Regions from separate parts of the Mus musculus genome. Here region 1 is linked to region 2. The links are chromatin loops, found by intact Hi-C in ENCODE. Cell type or tissue: gastrocnemius. All regions are shown on one strand.

The links. Hi-C counts contacts between places; a loop is a spot of excess contacts. Peaks named below come from ENCODE experiments on the same cell type or tissue, not always from the same donor. Only the 100,000 strongest peaks of a DNase experiment are listed, where the experiment ranks them.
Region 1: it touches region 2 in a loop (7-fold over the local background); 18 of 42 quality-filtered maps call a loop at or near these places.

What each region holds. Positions count from the first base shown.
Region 1 is chr15:85,892,335-85,900,334 of GRCm38, reverse strand. It overlaps Trmu (tRNA 5-methylaminomethyl-2-thiouridylate methyltransferase), which reads right to left. Exons shown (of 11, transcript NM_028063.2): 5 at 7,596-7,768; 6 at 6,456-6,509; 7 at 6,315-6,381; 8 at 5,309-5,409; 9 at 3,831-3,975; 10 at 3,418-3,500; 11 at 2,942-3,310. The coding sequence ends at 3,158. It overlaps Celsr1 (cadherin, EGF LAG seven-pass G-type receptor 1), which reads left to right. Exons shown (of 35, transcript NM_009886.2): 35 at 1-1,577. Among named protein-coding and RNA genes, the nearest start is that of Trmu, 17 kb to the right of the region's middle. In gastrocnemius, a CTCF peak has its summit at 3,843 (motif pointing left); DNase peaks (open chromatin) are centred at 3,003, 3,852 and 7,341.
Region 2 is chr15:86,034,265-86,042,264 of GRCm38, reverse strand. Gm34764 (a long non-coding RNA gene) reads right to left here. Exons shown (of 3, transcript XR_384307.4): 1 at 7,698-8,000; 2 at 3,414-3,690; 3 at 2,021-3,305. Among named protein-coding and RNA genes, the nearest start is that of Gm34764, 4.0 kb to the right of the region's middle. In gastrocnemius, no CTCF peak of the experiment used is centred here; DNase peaks (open chromatin) are centred at 3,247 and 7,954; H3K4me3 peaks cover 532 bases.

The DNA.
Region 1 (8,000 bases), 140 kb after region 2:
TGTGGTACAAGCCCATCACCACCAGCCTAGCGGTGCCTCTGCAACGGCACCCTGGGTTTTAAATTGCTGTCTAAAAATGTAAATAGATATAAATCTCTCCCTGGACTTGGGAGAAGATGGGAGCTGTGTATGCTTTACACTGCTTTGACTCTGCAGCCACTGGAGAGCCATGAAATGGCATCTCACTCTATTGCCCAAGGAAGCTTGCACAGTTGTACTTGAATCTGGAATGAGTCAACTCAGCTGGTCCCAGTGCCCAGGTAGGGAGCATATGGGCTGTGAAGTTGACACAGCTTCTGCAGCTGCTTCCGGCCAGGGAGTGTGGGTGTTCCGCTGGCCTTTGGAGCACACGGCACATGTGCTGCGTATGTGTGCCTCAGCTCCATGGATCCAGGTCAGGGCTCACCTGTGAGGAGTGGGCGCCATAGCTATGATATGAAACTCTGACCACCCTGCCACCCCCACGCCCCCCCCCCCCCCCCCCCCCGCTCCTGATGCAGTGAGGCGACTCTGGAGCCTTTCCCAGTCAGCCCAGTGCGCAGCGGGAGGACTTCTGCTCCTGCTCCCATAAGCTCTCAGAGTGCTCATGTTCCTGATTCTGAGGGAGCCCAGAGGTCTTCCACGCTGTCACGGTCCTTCCTGCCAATGTTGTACTTTTTCAGACTCCAGGGCTCTCTAGGCAGGCAGGGTGCTCCACCCCTGAAATCTGACCAATGACATCACTTTGCTTCAAATGACCAATTGTGCAAAGAAACAAAGCCAGAGTGCCCGTTTTCAATGGTTACCACATTCTTTTTGGAATCTCACACCAAGGACTGCTGTGACCAGCCCACTGAGAGCCACGGTGCAGCCAAGGCCAAGGGATGGGAGCCTGGAGTTACTCAGACACGTTTACTTCAGCATGGACTGTTGTCTGAATCAGGTCCCCAAAGTACATGGGGTGCACAGTCGCTCGGAATGGAGAACCTCAGCGAGGCGGTCAAAGGCCAGGACTTCTCACCAAGCTGTGCTCTCAGAAGTGCACAGGACTGCTAGTGACTGACTGGTGAGATGAAAGCCTACAAGACATGGCCTGGGGTCACGCACTGCCAAGAGGCTGACGGGAGGCCCAGGTAGCCCAAGGATGGCAAGGATACAGAGTGACCTAGCACAGGGGAGCTTCAGTCCCCAGGAGGTACAGCACCGTGACAACTCCGCAACCCACGCCACCTCAGAAGGTGAAGTTTTTGATTCGATCACAACTATTAGCAAAACAAACCCTGTCAGTTTTAAACTGTTTTTCTGACCTAAGACTTTATAGAGTCAACACTGGAGATTTTAACAGGTGTATTTATTACTGTTCAGCACTGGATGGCAACACAGGTGAGATGATGCATCTATAATAAATTAAGATTTTTGGATTTGTACCCGTGCTGTGCTGGGTGGTTACTGACCCCACTGTCCTACTCTCTAAGGTGGCATGGGAGGGACCGCTGAAGACAGCCTCAGGCCTCTGCTGGGATGCAGGTGGCAGGCCCATGGAGGGTTGTCATAACTTTCTATTTATATTTAGGCCTGCTGTGACATGGGTGGACCTGCCCAAATTTTCTAGTTCTTCTGCCTTTTTTTTTTTTTAAATCAAATCTGCAAATTTAAAAAGATTTATTCTGTTTCCATGGGTGCTTTTAACCACTGGGCTGTCATCTCTCCAGCCAAGGGGACACGGAAAAATAAAAATGGGTGCTTGGGTAGAGACCAGAAAAAAGCAATCAGTGCACTTGGAACCCTAACACTCTCCGCCTGTCTGAGGTGGGGTCGCTCTCTGAACCCAGGATTCATGGTTTTTTGTCTGTTTGCTTGGTTTTGTTTTCCAGGTAAACTGGAAGCTGGCAAGCCCCACTACTCCTTCTGTCTCTGCTCCTTCAGGAGCTGGGGTGCAGGCCCATGCAGGCCACACACCAGCTTCTGTGGGTGCCATGTCCAAGCTCCGGCAGGCACTATTAGCCACCGCCAGATCGCCTTCACTGCCTTTCGGTTTTGTCTTGTGCATCTGCCTTTCCTCTTGGCGCTGTGATGGCAGACCCTGTGGGGCTGACCGTGGTGACGGAGCCCTGAGTGCTCACCATGTCTCTGCTCACTCATTCCTCCCTGTCATCTACACTCTGCTCCATCTGGAAGCGCCTTACACTTTGTGTGGGATCTGCACTGTACCTTCTCCTCTGCACAACCTTTCATCTAGGCACAGTGGATCGAAATGTTCTACACTCGGGCTGCATGCATCTGCGACCCTAGGGCTCTGTCCAACGTATTTTCTCTTGGCTTTGAAAACTCCAGTGGCACCGTGAGTTCTTTGATCCTGGCCTGGTTAAAACGCTAACCTTAAGTAAGCGACCCGGCTAGGCTCCGGTCACCCCTCCCTGGCGGTGCTGCATCCGGCCTTCACCACTTAGGTCCTTTATCTTGATTCTTGTCCAGAAGGGTGAGTTTTCAAGACTCTTGTCCCTCTGTATCGTCTCACATCTGCCCAGTGGTGCTACCCTTGGGAAAAATGGGAGCAGAGTAGTGGGCGCCCCTTTCTTTCCCTTTGGCCCCCTTCCCCAGGGTCTCCACCCGGTTTTGCTGCACACAAGAGCCAGCCCAGGCCTGTAACTCATGCACACCTCCAGTAAGGTCATCTTCTGCTGCGTTCACTTCAAGCCAGTGCCAAGCTGACAGGAAAACACTGGCTTCCACCAGACATGGGCACTGCCAGGGGAAGGGTTAACTCACAGGTCAGAATCCTGACAAGGCAAGGCCTAGTGCAGATAACTCTGCCTTCCCTTTGTGGAGAGCTCAGGCCCCAGAGAGGAAGAGAGGGCTGTAGCCCTCCCCATGCCTGCTGTGCTACACGGTCGGAGGCTCTGTGTAAGGAGTACAGCCGCAGCAGTCTACCCTGGCTTCAGGCAAGCCCCAGACACATGGTCAGACTTTGACAGTTTTATTTGATGCGGTTTCTCCATTGGCCTCCTGGATGCTGTGGAAGAGCAGCTGCATCAGGGCCCACAGCCAGCACACGCTCTGGTTTCCTGGAGCAGCAGCGTAGACCCTCCTTCCTCTGCAGCCAGCCCGCCTATTGATTCTGGCAGCACTAACACCCATCACTGACGACTCTGCTCTAATGCCTCCTCCTTGGCCTTTGTCAGGATGTGGGGTGCAGGCCTGGGCTGTCACTGGAGGCCTCGGGAGCCACTCGAGTTCTGTTCTTACCCTTCTGGAGTGTGTAGGCAGACGGCCCTAGCCGCAGGATTTTCCCACTGCCGAGGCACTCCTCACCCTTGTAGAACACTGCAAACTGGAGGGAGGGGGAGACTCACTGATGTGTCTGACTCCAGGCAAAGCCGAACCCACCAGGCCAGTGAGAGCAATGTTCACTCCCCACATTCCCGATGACCCACTCACCTGTCCCAGGGCAAGGCCCCTCACAGCCTTCACAGCCGTTACCCACACAGTGCCATCCTGATTGAGAGTCAGCACGCAGGGCACTATGGGGAGAATCATGAGATGGACGTGGGCCTGCCAACCACAACCCCTCCCTGGGAGAATGAGCAACCTGTGGGTGCAGGGACATCCAGCATCCTGCCTGCTGAAGGATAGGACCCCAAACGGCTCAGAGCTGACACCTCAGTATAGAATATACTGTAACCCAACCCCTCATACTGGGACCCAATTTCCCAGCAATTCTGAAGTTACAATATTGATGACGGGGACTTTCCAATGTGCTCAAGGGAATACTGCACGTGTACAGTCTACCTGGTTCAGCTTAATCTGACCCTAGGGAGCTTAGCAACAAGGGCTCCCTCCCACTCAGTCACCTAGTGCCATCTGGTGGCGGAATCGGAAATGGCACTCCATCATCTTGTCTCTGACCAAGGCAGCAGGTGGCTCCTCCGCAATCCAGTGTACTCGGTTGGTCCTGAGCAGGTCCCTGTACAGAGCTGGGTGGTCCACCCGGGGAGCCTGCAGAGCAGAATTCAGACGCCTTTGAGGAGAGCAGCCCTCAGCAGGTATCATCAATAAGAACAATCCTAATAGCACATCCACAACTAACTATAAGCCAGCCCCACTCCTGTGCCAGGCCACATAGAGAAATCCATTCATCAGCTTAAGGCTCAGTTCACCCTGGTTTTCAGATGAGAAAAGGAAGAAGAGAGAAGGGATAGCCATGAGGAAGTAGCAGGGGGCAAAGGTGAGATTCCCCTCATCTCTGGAGGACCCCCCTCACCCCTCCTACCATGCTCTGAAGACTTTTGTGTTCCTAGAGATGTAGATCAAACACAAACAGCCTCTTGGACCACAAATTCTACCAGCAACAACTGGCTGAGGAAAGCAGGGGCTGAAGGGTGCTGGCCCCACCTACCTGCATGTTTCCAGACATGCAAGGCTGGCCCTGCATGGGCATCTATCACATGCACGACTGGTTCACCAGTAGTCTCTACACCAAAGAACCCTGGTTGCCTAGGGCAGCCAAGGCTCCCCAGAGGTAGAACCAGAAGCACTGAGACCCTGAGACACCTGGGCCCTTGACCCAGTGACCTTTCTGGTTTTTCTCAGCAGGCATCTCTGTGTGCTTATGCTTAAAGACACTTAATTCAGGCCTTCCCATGCTGCTCTTCTGGGAAGATATCTGTGCTGAAGCCTGTGGCCTGTGCGCCTGTGGATCCTCCAGTGTCTGACTACTCGCCGGCAGCTCAGCCTGCCCTGAGCAGGGTTCTCACCCTTGCACTCCTGGGAGCTGGATTCAATGACTCTGTCAGGGTTAGGGCTACTGTGTATGCACAGGCAGGATGCCAGCAGCATCTCCTCTGTCTCCACCAAATTTATAACCCAAAATCTCTTGCTACTGTCAACATCCCCAAAGCCCTCCTGGAGAATTTCTGCTCTGGAACCCAGGACCCAGCAGATGGCTCCGGGTCCCATGTAGCCGAGGGGCACAGCCTGCTCCTAGGCTACTACTTCAGCTCACAAGGACTTCTAGGACCCTTCCATGGAGGGGTGTGTGGGAGAGCTGTCTGGGCACAATTACTTCCTTTCCATGAGACGCCTTAGCAAGTTGCCCACTCTGAGTTTCAATCCTCCTCTGCAAAACAGTCAAGGTTTTCTAGGAATGGGCACAATGACTGGTGCACTGTCAGCTCTCACAGGAGCCTAGTGAGCACTTTATATGAAGACCTGTTACCTTACACCTGTCCCAGGAAGCTATGGAGGGCAGCTCTGCTGCTCCAGGCCCTTGGCAATGCCAGGACTGCCCGTTTTATTGGAACACTAGATAGCGAAGGCCAACCTCACTCACCACAAGCACGTCACCCTTGGTGCCATCCTTCTCCACCACGTACCAGGGCTCTCTCAAGCCGCTGATCTTAGCTCTCTGGCCCAAAGTGTACAGGAACCAACCTATGAAATAGTATTCCAGGGGTGCATCTCAGCTCTCACAAATGGGGAGGTTATGGATTGCTACGAGGCGTGCTGGCTTAGCCCTAACCATACACCTGTGTACAGCCTGCCTTGGCTTCAGGTCTCGAGGGATGTGACAGTGACTAGGATGACACTAAGCCTGACACAGATGCTAGCTCTTTCATCTGGTGGCTCTGACCTCCATGGGCACAGCTCTCCAAACAGGTCTTGTGCTTACTGAGCACATTCCTTGTATCCATGCCACACCCACCTCATGCACGGGCAGGCCACCTGCTCCCCAGCTCTACCTCCACAGGAATGCGTGTGCCCTGGCAGAGGCAATCTGGCAGGATTCATCCACCTCCTAACCGCTGGATGCTAGGAAGAGCAGCACTGTCTCCAGCAAGGTCAATATAACACCCAGTTCAGCTGGGTCTCTCCCTGCTTCCTCCACAAGCCCTGTCCTTCCAGCTAGTCCCACAGTTCAGGCTAGACATCAAGTCTCAGGAGGCATGTCGCCTCTGTTCCCACTTAAGGGTGTGAGCACTTGCGACTGACTGCCTCTGTCCTCACTCTGCACAGTGCATCATGGTTGTCTGGCTCTGTGATTACGTGAACGGCACCCATGTGCTCCTCAGTCACCTGGCTCTGAGGTCAGCTATGTTCTTTCTCCAGCGGCACTTCCTACAGTCTGCTACAGCATCTCTTAGTAATGTATCACAGACACAGTCTCACTCCAGCTCTGAATCTAGGGATTACAACACACAGCAAATCCCTGTCAGAGTGACTGCTCATGCAGCATGTACCCAGCCCAGCCCAGCCCAGCCCTCAAGGCCTCCGGAGCCCTGCATGGAACGGACAGGAGTTAGCCTTGGCCTTTGCTTCCCCGAGCTGGCAGGACTCACCTTTGTGTGTTCCCAGAACTGTATTATCCTCGATAGAAACAAACTTTCCAGGCCGAGGCTGCAAATACTGGAAGACAGGTTTCATCACTACTGGAGACCCAGGCCCAGAGCAGACAGCCACTCATGTCAGACGACACTCACCTGAAGAAGGAAATGCTCCAAGTTTCTCTTACCAATGAAGCAGATGCCCATGCTCTGGAACGAGAGGAAGGTCAACATGGTGTGAGCAGAAGCCAGGAGGCAACCAGGGAACAGGGAGCTGGGCTGGGCTAGGAGGGGAGAGAGCAGGCTGTGTTGCAGGAGGCTCCAGATACAGGAGCTGAGGGCCTAGAGAATGTCTTGTCTTTCCAAGTTTGGCTTCAAAGTAGATGCTATCGTGTAAACACACTGCATCGCCATCTGCAACTAGACTGTTGGAAAACCTATGAGCAAACCAGGAGAGCAACCTAGACTGCTCAGTGCTGGAGAGCCAGGGACCAAGGTGGATGCAGGAAGTAGGGCCAGGCAGACTCGGGGCAGCAGGGAGTCAGGGAGAAGACTGGTGTAGCTGGCTAGGCCCTTCACAGTCCAGACAAGAAGCTGACCGCCCCAGGACTATTCTGGGCAAGCAGCTCTGTAATTATTCCTCAGTGTGTGTCTCTCTATAACAAAGGCCAAGAGACCAGGGATCTTCCCATATATTGCAGTGACTCCCTCAGTTCCTACCAATGGAGAAATCCTGTCAGCTGAGCAACAGGGAAGACGTACAATGGGCAAGCGATGTTCTTTTTGACAATGTGGACTTGCTGATAAAAGGCACAGTCATGCGTCTTCCCAGAAGACTGGTGTAAGTGGTGACTACAGCTGAGCTAATGTCTCCTGAAACCTTAACTACCGGGGCTGCCCACAGGCTCCCAGCCCTCTCTCCACAGGGGTCAGCATGGCTTCCAGATGCAGGAGTGTGATGGTCTCTCACAGGGAGCTGAGAAGGCAGGCACGGACTGTCACTGTCTCCTCGGATAGGCAGCACTGTGTACAGATGGCTGCAGACTCCTGCCTCATGGGATGAACTAGCGTGGCTGCTCTCTGCTGGCTAAGCCAACTACTGTGTCTACAGAGAAAGCAGTCAACCACAGCAGGGACGAGGGAGCAGGAAGGAGAAGGGAGGCCTCGGGTGCTCCCCCCCTGCAGCCGCACTCTGTGGCTTGGCCCGGCAGAGGGTCCACAGAGCCCAGCCCTGCCTGTACCATGACAACATGGATGCATACATTCACGGACCAGTGGCAAGCTGCTCACGCCTACCTCTCTCTTCTGAAGCACGTGATGGAGGCTATTCTCCGCGGCTATTTTCTTTACAAAATCTTTTGTTAGTTCCCCCAGGGGAAAGATGGTCCTTCTCAGGGCATCCTGGGAAACCTGGCTGAGAAAGAAGGTCTGGTCTTTAAAGCTGTCAGCTGCTTGGAGAAGTTTTACGGCTGCCAAAAGTAAAGAACAAAAGTCATTGCTGGAGCACAGATAATGACTCTGCTTTAATGCCCTTCTGTGTGAGCAGTTACCCCAAGTCTGCCACAAGCAAAACCCATTGAAAAGACTATGGGAGAAAAACAAAGCATGGCTAGTGCTCAGGAAATGCTGGCCCTGGTTTATTTATTAGGGACAATACAAGGAACGTCGATTTTACATACAGAAATTTCTCCGCGCTGGTAA
Region 2 (8,000 bases):
GGCATGTGGCAATCCCCACATCTGACTTCTGCATTGGCTGAGACCCATTGCAGACTGCCCAACCCCAGGACTGTAAAACAAATCAGGACAGCTGTGGTTGCTGGGATTTGAACTCAGGACCTTCAGAAGAGCAGTTAGTGCTCTTACCCGCTGAGCCATCTCTCCAACCCCAGCCAGGACTTATTATTACTACCAACACTATTCTTCTTGAACATCCACATTGACCCAGCAAACATGTTCATGCGGGTTCTGGGAGACCAGGGGATTTGGAGGGGATTCTGTGGACGGAGAAGCCAATGGGCCCCCAGTCACTTAAAAAAGCCAATCAACCAACTGCAACAGAATTTGAAAGAACCAATCATTCTGCCAATATCTTCCTGGGTGCCCCCTCTTCCTCACCCTGCAGGTGGTAGCTTGCCATGGTCTTCATCTTGGCTATGCAGTTCTGGCTCCGTGAGCACAGAAACCATGTACGCCCTGGCCCCCAGAGGCTGGCTGGGGCTCTAGGCTATGTGCGCTGCCCTAATCCATCTTCTTCGCTTTTGATCAGGGCAGGGTCTGAGCTCCTCTTCCAAGCTGCAGATCTCAGCATGCTCAATGGCATTCCATCTCAGCCTGACTCACTGTTTGTGCCCCATGGGACCATGGCCTCTGCCAGCAGTACTGGTGGGGCCCTAGGGATCCTCCCCTGCCCAAATGTCAGCAAGCTCTGCAGACTCTGTGAGGTTGAGTCTTCATTGGAAAGAGGAGCTCCCTAGCTTGCCTCTTTTTCCTGGGAGGACCTGCATCACGGAGCCCCTAAGCACTGGTGCCTCCTTGGGGCTGGTATTTTCTTGCTGGGAAGCCATGCACGGTCCACCCCAACCCCAGTTCTTTTTTAAACTGGGACTCTCCTTCTGAAGGTATTCTGTTCACACTGACAGCCGTGCAGCCTGTTAGGATTGATCACATACTCTGCCCCAGCATCTCAGAGAGGTTGGCCCTTCCCTGTGCTTGGCAAGTGTGCCTTACCCTCGTCCAAAGCCAGGAGGCCACACTCTGTCTTGAACACATCTCTGTCGGGTGGCTGGACTCGGGCATTAGGAGCCGTGAAAATAGCAGCGGGAAGATGGGGGAGGACATTCCATTGTGACAGAGACACGAACAGGGAGACTTTCCAGTCACTGATCCCTGGACACAACCTGTCACAAGTACTGTCCTCTCCTTCATGCCTTGGTCTCCTGGATATGTCTATCGGGGTCTCAGGAAGGCAACTCATAGGGGCAGCATCAACTGGAGTGGTTTCTAGCTTTGGGGCCAGAGCACTATGGTTGTCTGTCTGTTTGCCTGTCTGTCTGTCTACAAACACACACATATATATGTCACATATAAATGTGTATATGTATACACACACACACACACACACACACACACTTTGATTTAGCATGAAGGCCTCTCTCATGTTGGGCAAGCACAGCACTCCCGAGCTGCATGCCCTGTCCCCATCCCAGACAGTGAGGGATCCTGATGCCTCTCCCCATTTCTACTCTACAAGAAAGGCAGCTGAGATGCCCACAAACTCCAGCCCAAATGTGACCATTTTTATGTTCTCCGTGAGCTCCTAAGTCCAGGCATGCCAGGCAGGAAGAAGTGAAGCAGAGGCAATGGCTTCCCTCAGACCCCGCCAGCCATCTCAGGTTAGCTTTAACATCTCTCCCTGTGCTCACCAAGGGCAAAGGAAAGTCCCCAAGGAAAGTCCCCTGTGAGCCATTGATGATAGTCATTACCATAAAGCAAAAAAAAATTGGGAAAATAAAGAATAAATTCAAGGTTTTTTATGTGCAATTTTGCACAGAGAACAGCATCTTGTTCTTTTTTTTTCTCCCCATGCTCAAAGAGTCAGGTGTGATGTAATCCTAGCACTTCAAAGCCTGAGGCAGGAGGACTGTGAATTTGAAGCTAGCATGGAAGGAAGAAAAGAGACAAGAAGAATAGGAAGGGAGGGAGGAAGAAAGAAAGGAAAGGAAAGGAGAAATGGAAAAGGGGAAGGAAAGAAAAGGGGGAAGGAACAAGGAAGCAAAAAAGAAAGGGGGAGGAGATAACTCCAAACAATCAACATTAATTAATAATTAGCAACACTTATTAATTAATAATGATCATAATTAATTATTTTTAACAAGTAGAGTCAATGCGTCTCAGTCCACTGATAACTGACTAATTGGACTGTGAAACACCCACGCCACTGAGACTAAGCCTTCAGGGAAGGGTTAAGAACTGAGGCTGCACTGAGGGACAGAGGCCAGGCACAGGCAAGTCTTGAGAGACCGATCCAGACAGGAGGTTGGCCAGCAGGTCTGAGGGGGGAGGGGGATTAGGGTGTGGAAGATTGCGCTTGATTGGAGGTTTCCTCTGGGTGACAAAAGTGTGGAATTGACGGTGAATACGCTCACTGACCCAGTCATGAACTTAAGAAAAGGTAAAGTCATGGCCACACAAGGGTCCATCTTCCCTCTTCAGGATGTTAAGATCTTACTTACAAAACTTCTTGTGCCGAAAGCAAAACCGTTAGAACCACAGTGGTAGCCGGAGACTGTCACCTCACCAGTCACCAATACCACACTATAGCAAGTCTTAAACAAACCTGTCTCCGTGCAAGCAAGAGGTGCGTAGGGAAGGGATGTTGTCAATCAAGGTAGCGCTACTTTTCCATGTAACCTCAAGAGTGTGCATTTGTTGGGGGCCAGGGGGGCAGTAACACTAGTGACAGGAACAGGGATGCTTGGTTCTGTGGCATAGGCAGGGTGGATGCTGTTCCAATTGCACATGGCTTGTCTTCTTCCTGCGGTTTCCAGTTGACTCTCTCTGTGGGTTCCCTTTGCTGTCGCAGCTGACCCCCTTCCAGGCGCATTAGCATACGGTTTGACTCTTCACTTTCTGTCCCTGGGTCTAGCGATGAGCTCTGACAGTACACCCGGAACCTTAGTTTGCCACTGTCTACAGTAGGACTGAGAACCGTTGAACTGGGGGCTCAGGGATCCCAGCAGTATGCGGCTGCGTGTTCACGGAATACTTGAGGTGCAGGACTGAGTCCCTTTAAGTGCACACACCATGTGGAGTGTGACTCTCAGTGCTGCAGCCTGGAGCCCAGAGGCTACTGTTCTTGTTACTGGAGCCCAGAGGCTACTGTCTTTGCACACACCTCGGTAGGTGGGTCCTTGTATGGAATAGGATGTTCTGAGGTGTAGAGACATAGTTTAGCCACTAGGGGTCAGTGCAGCCTGGAGATGGGCCCTGTGCAAGGTGTACTAGGGACCTAAGGAGGCAAACTGCAGGGGAGAGAGGTTGCTGTAGGGGTGAGAAACAAGAGCCTTCCCTCCCCACCCAGAGGGACTACAAGGAGGTTCTGAACATGATATTAGTCGTCTTGCACTTACCTCATTTCCAGTCAGTGCAGACTCCATTTCTGCATAGGTGCCCAGCTGTTACACCTTGGATTCTTCCAGATCTTTTCTAGAGCCTGGACTTTTTAAAAAGTTACACAGGTGAATCAGGGGCTGGCATCTCAGGGGACATCCGAGGGATCCAGTCCCAGGAGGTGCCTATGCAGGGGTCCAGGGAAGAGATAGAAACGGTGCTGCCAGTGTTTGGGCTGGTTGTGGCGCCTCACTAGCAGGAAAATAAGCCCGTCCTGGTATCTCCCGAGAAGCCAGGCTAGAAGACATGGGTGATTAAGATCTAAATCCTTTCGTTCTGTTCTCTTGCCTCTATTAGCATCCTCGTTAATGCAAGGCTCATTTTTTGTTTCATGTTTCAAATTTCACGATTTTCCATGAATCAGCTCCCCTCCCCCATCCCCAGAATGTAAGGTTGCAGGGGTCGGGTGGGCGGATGGGCTCAGTTTTACTCTTCAGAAGTCTTTTTTTTTTTTTCTTTCTGTGAAATTTAAAAGCAGGGGAGAAGATCACATTGCTCCTGGGACGGTTTCTTAGCGGGGGCTGCCTGTTCGAAAGCTAACTCAGGAATGCACAAGGTAAGGAACGGAGTCCAGAATTCACATCTCAACTCGAGCCCCCGGCAAAAAGCACTTTAAACTCGTACTCAACTCTAGAAAGTCATAGCTCCTGCTTATTATTTTTTTTTATTGTTTCTATTTTTAGAGTTGATGTGAAATACCTTGGAATGTTTGCAAAATAGAAACACCAGTTTCAGCCCCCTGTGCCCCTGGGAATGGTGGCAGCCATTCCACACACATTAAATCATAGTGAACAGGATGGCCTCAGGTAGTAATCTCAAAGGATCAGCAGGAGAATGACATGAACTGCTTCTCTGAGCAGGATGGCAGCCAGCTAGAAAGCCCAGGCGAGGGCACATTCTTCAGGCAGTGGCAGATGAGGCTAGCTCCCACCCCATTCCACATCCTTCTACAAAGCCCCAGGTGCGTGTCTTCCCTTCAGTAAACACCTGGTGGACTGGACCACTGTCTAGCACGGACTCAGTAGGAAATGGAATGAAAGTTAAAAGCCATAGCCCTCACCTCTCCTTGGCCATGAACACATAATACAGTATGTATCCAGACTGGAGAGAAGGCTTAGCAGTTAAGGGCACACTGACTGCCCTTCCAGAGGTCCTGAGTTCAATTCCCAACAACCACATGGTGGGTCACAACCATCTGTAATGAGATCGGATGCTGTCTTCTGGTGTGTCTGAAGTGTACTATATACATAAGATAAATAAATCTTTTTTTCTTTTCTTTTTTCTTTCTTTTTTTCTTTTTTGGCTTCTCAAGACAAAGTTTCTCTGTATAGCCCTGGCTGCCCTGGAACTCACTCTGTAAACCAGGCTGGCCTCGAATTCAGAAATCTGCCTGCCTCTGCCTCCCAAGTGCTGGTTCTAAAGGCATGTTCCACCACTTCCTGGCCATAAATAATTCTTAAAAAAAAACAAAAACAAACAAGGGCTGGTGAGATGGCTCAGTGGGTAAGAGCACCCGACTGCTCTTCCGAAGGTCCAGAGTTCAAATCCCAGCAACCACATGGTGGCTCACAACCATCCGTAACGAGATCTGGCACCCACTTCTGGAGTGTCTGAAGACAGCTACAGTGTACTTACATATAGTAAATAAATAAATCTTTAAAAAAACAAACAAAAAAAACCCCAAACAAACCTAAAGTATGTATTCTAGGATGGAATTATATATATATTCCTACCTCCCCAGCCCCAATAGATGATATTTGTTCTCACAATAAGCCTGCATATTATTTTTTCCAATTAATTTAAAAAAATTTTTTAAGATTTATTTATTTATTATATGTAAGTACACTGTAGCTGTCTTCAGACACTCCAGAAGAGGGAGTCAGATCTCGTTACGGATGGTTGTGAGCCACCATGTGGTTGCTGGGATTTGAACTCTGGACCTTCGGAAGAGCAGTCGGGTGCTCTTACCCACTGAGCCATCTCACCAGTCCCCAATTACTTTTTAAAAAAGATTTATTTATTATTATTTCCAAGTACACTGTAGTTGTCTTCAGACACGCCAGAAGAGGGTGTCAGATTGTGAGCCACCATGTGGTTGCTGGGATTTGAACTCAGGACTTTCAGAAGAGCAGTCAGTGTTCTTAACTGCTGAGCCCTCTCTCCAGCCCTCCAATTAATTTTTCTTTATTCATTTTACTTCCCTATCACAGCCCCTCCCTTCTCTCCTCCTAGTTCCACCTTTACAAATCTCTCCCCCAATGCATTTTTTTTAATTATTATTTTTTGTAGGGCTAGGGCTAGAAGCCAGGGCCTGGAGCATGCTGGGTAGATGCTCTATCTCTACCACCGAACTCCACCGCATTTCTGTCCCTTGGATGCTACTGGACCACCCTGAAACCCCATCGCAAGCTGCAGCCTGTCTTTGTATCCCTTTCCTTTAAACCCGGGGGCCTGGATGTGCACAGGGAAAGAGGCCGTAGCTTATGCACTTCGTAGCACTGTGAAATGAGCTCTGCCAGGTTCAGAGAGGGGCACCCTTGGCCCCCACCTGGTGGACTGGGCCTTGCTCCCGACCTGTCTATGAACAGAAGACTCTTATTGGCCTCTGTTGACAGCCTGTCAACCAGACTTGCCCTTGTGGGCTGGCCTGGGCTGGCCTGATCCCTGGGACCAGGAAATGTTAACTGGAAGCTTGCAGGTGTCTGGTTCCAGGAAAGCACCCACACCCAACTTACTCCATGCTTTTGAATTCTGTTTATTTAAACCCAACCCACCCTATTTAAAGACCTATTGCTACATGCGCCGTATGTGTGTGTGTGTGTGTGTGTGTGTGTGTGTGTGTGTGTGTGTGTGGTTTCTCCAGCTTTCTCCCTCCCACACCCAGGGGCTCTTCTTCCTGAGGCTCCAGAACCTTGAATTTCCTGCAAGTGCACCCCCAAGAGTAGCCTGGGGTAAGGTCCTGGCCCTGTCACATTTAAGGGTTAGATTTTTGTCTCCTTCCCACTCTCTTCACACACAGTTCTAAAGAGAGCTCTCAAGATCTATGAGGGTCCAAAAACAACTCTACCTTTAGGTTAGTGTAATGGCTTCTGTTGTTCCCAGTAAGAAAAGATTATTTTCAGCTACTGAGAAATCCCAGAGATTCATCTATGACATAAACTTTATGCTATATGTATGATCGTATATATATGATTAATATCACACATGTGTATATTAGTACACATATATGCTATTAATGCTGAGGAAGCTCCCTTGACTGTTTTTGTTTTTTGTTTTGTTGTCTTTTCTTTAAAGATTTATCTATTTATTTATTTTATGTAAGTACACTGTACACTTTTCAGACACACTCATCGGATCCCATTACAGATGGTTGTGACCACCATGTAGTTGCTGGGAATTGAACCTCTGAAAGAGCAGTCGGTGCTCTTGACCACTGAGCCATCTTTCCAGCTCCCCCCCAACTCCCCCCCCCCACAGGTTTTAAAGCGACCCTGTGTCCTATTGTCCTATTGTCATCCTGCTGGGCCCTGACTGCCTAGAAAACCCAACTCTGATGGTGATCAAGCAGCCTTCAGGGTCCCACTCCTCCAACTGATCCCAGGAGAAATCTTTCAAAGGCAAGAGGCCTGCCCAGTGTGTCCATGCGTGACTGAGGCTGCAGTGGGCTTGGGCCCCTTTCAAGGAGGTGGGGAAAATGTTGCAAAGGTCCGCCTCTCCCCTCCCTAGTTCGGAAGCACCGCCTTTAAGGTGTGCTCCTTTGGAATCTAGGCTCGGTCTTGCGGCTCTGAAGCCACGCCCCACCCTTTCACGCAGGGCGAGAGTGATTCTCCAGCCCCCTTCTGGTTTTCCCCAGGTTCTCACGGATCCTGCCCCCTCAGTGTTTGCTTGTCCCCTGATGGGCAGTAACTAGGGGTTTGGTGACAGACGGTCTCCTCCACCAATGTTCAGGCCCCACAGCATGTTCTGGGGAACAAGGCCCCTCCCACTGTCACCTCCAAACTACATTATTTTTCTTTCCAATTTAAATGTTGCACTTTAAACAAAGTGGAACCCGAATCCGGTTAACTGCCCATGAGATTTCAAAATCCAAGGAACTCCTTGGAGTTAAGCATTTGAGCTCCCGCGAGGCTGGAGTCTAACAGTCTCCCAGTCCCCTGCCACCGCCACGACTCTACCGAAGTTTTCTAGCACCTCTGTATCTTGGAACTCTAGATCTAACTCTCTCGACGCCAGGGGTGGCTTACTCATAGATCTGCACTATCAGGTGCAATGCGAGGATTGAACAGCACTCGGCCCAGAGGAAACTGTACGAGGGACTCTTTAGCAGCCGCGGCCCGGGACTCTAGAGCAGTAGTTGAGCGCCACGCTCCCAGGGCCCGGTCCTCTGCGGATGTTGGGTGCCAAGACCGAAAGGGAAGGGGCTGGAGGCCAGGCCCCGCTAGGGCCGCGCCCCCACGTCTCCATGGAGATCATCGGGGCGCGCACCTCCTGGCTGGCTCCCTCCCCATCATCCTCCCCCTCCCAGGGCTGAACAATGAGCCACTGGG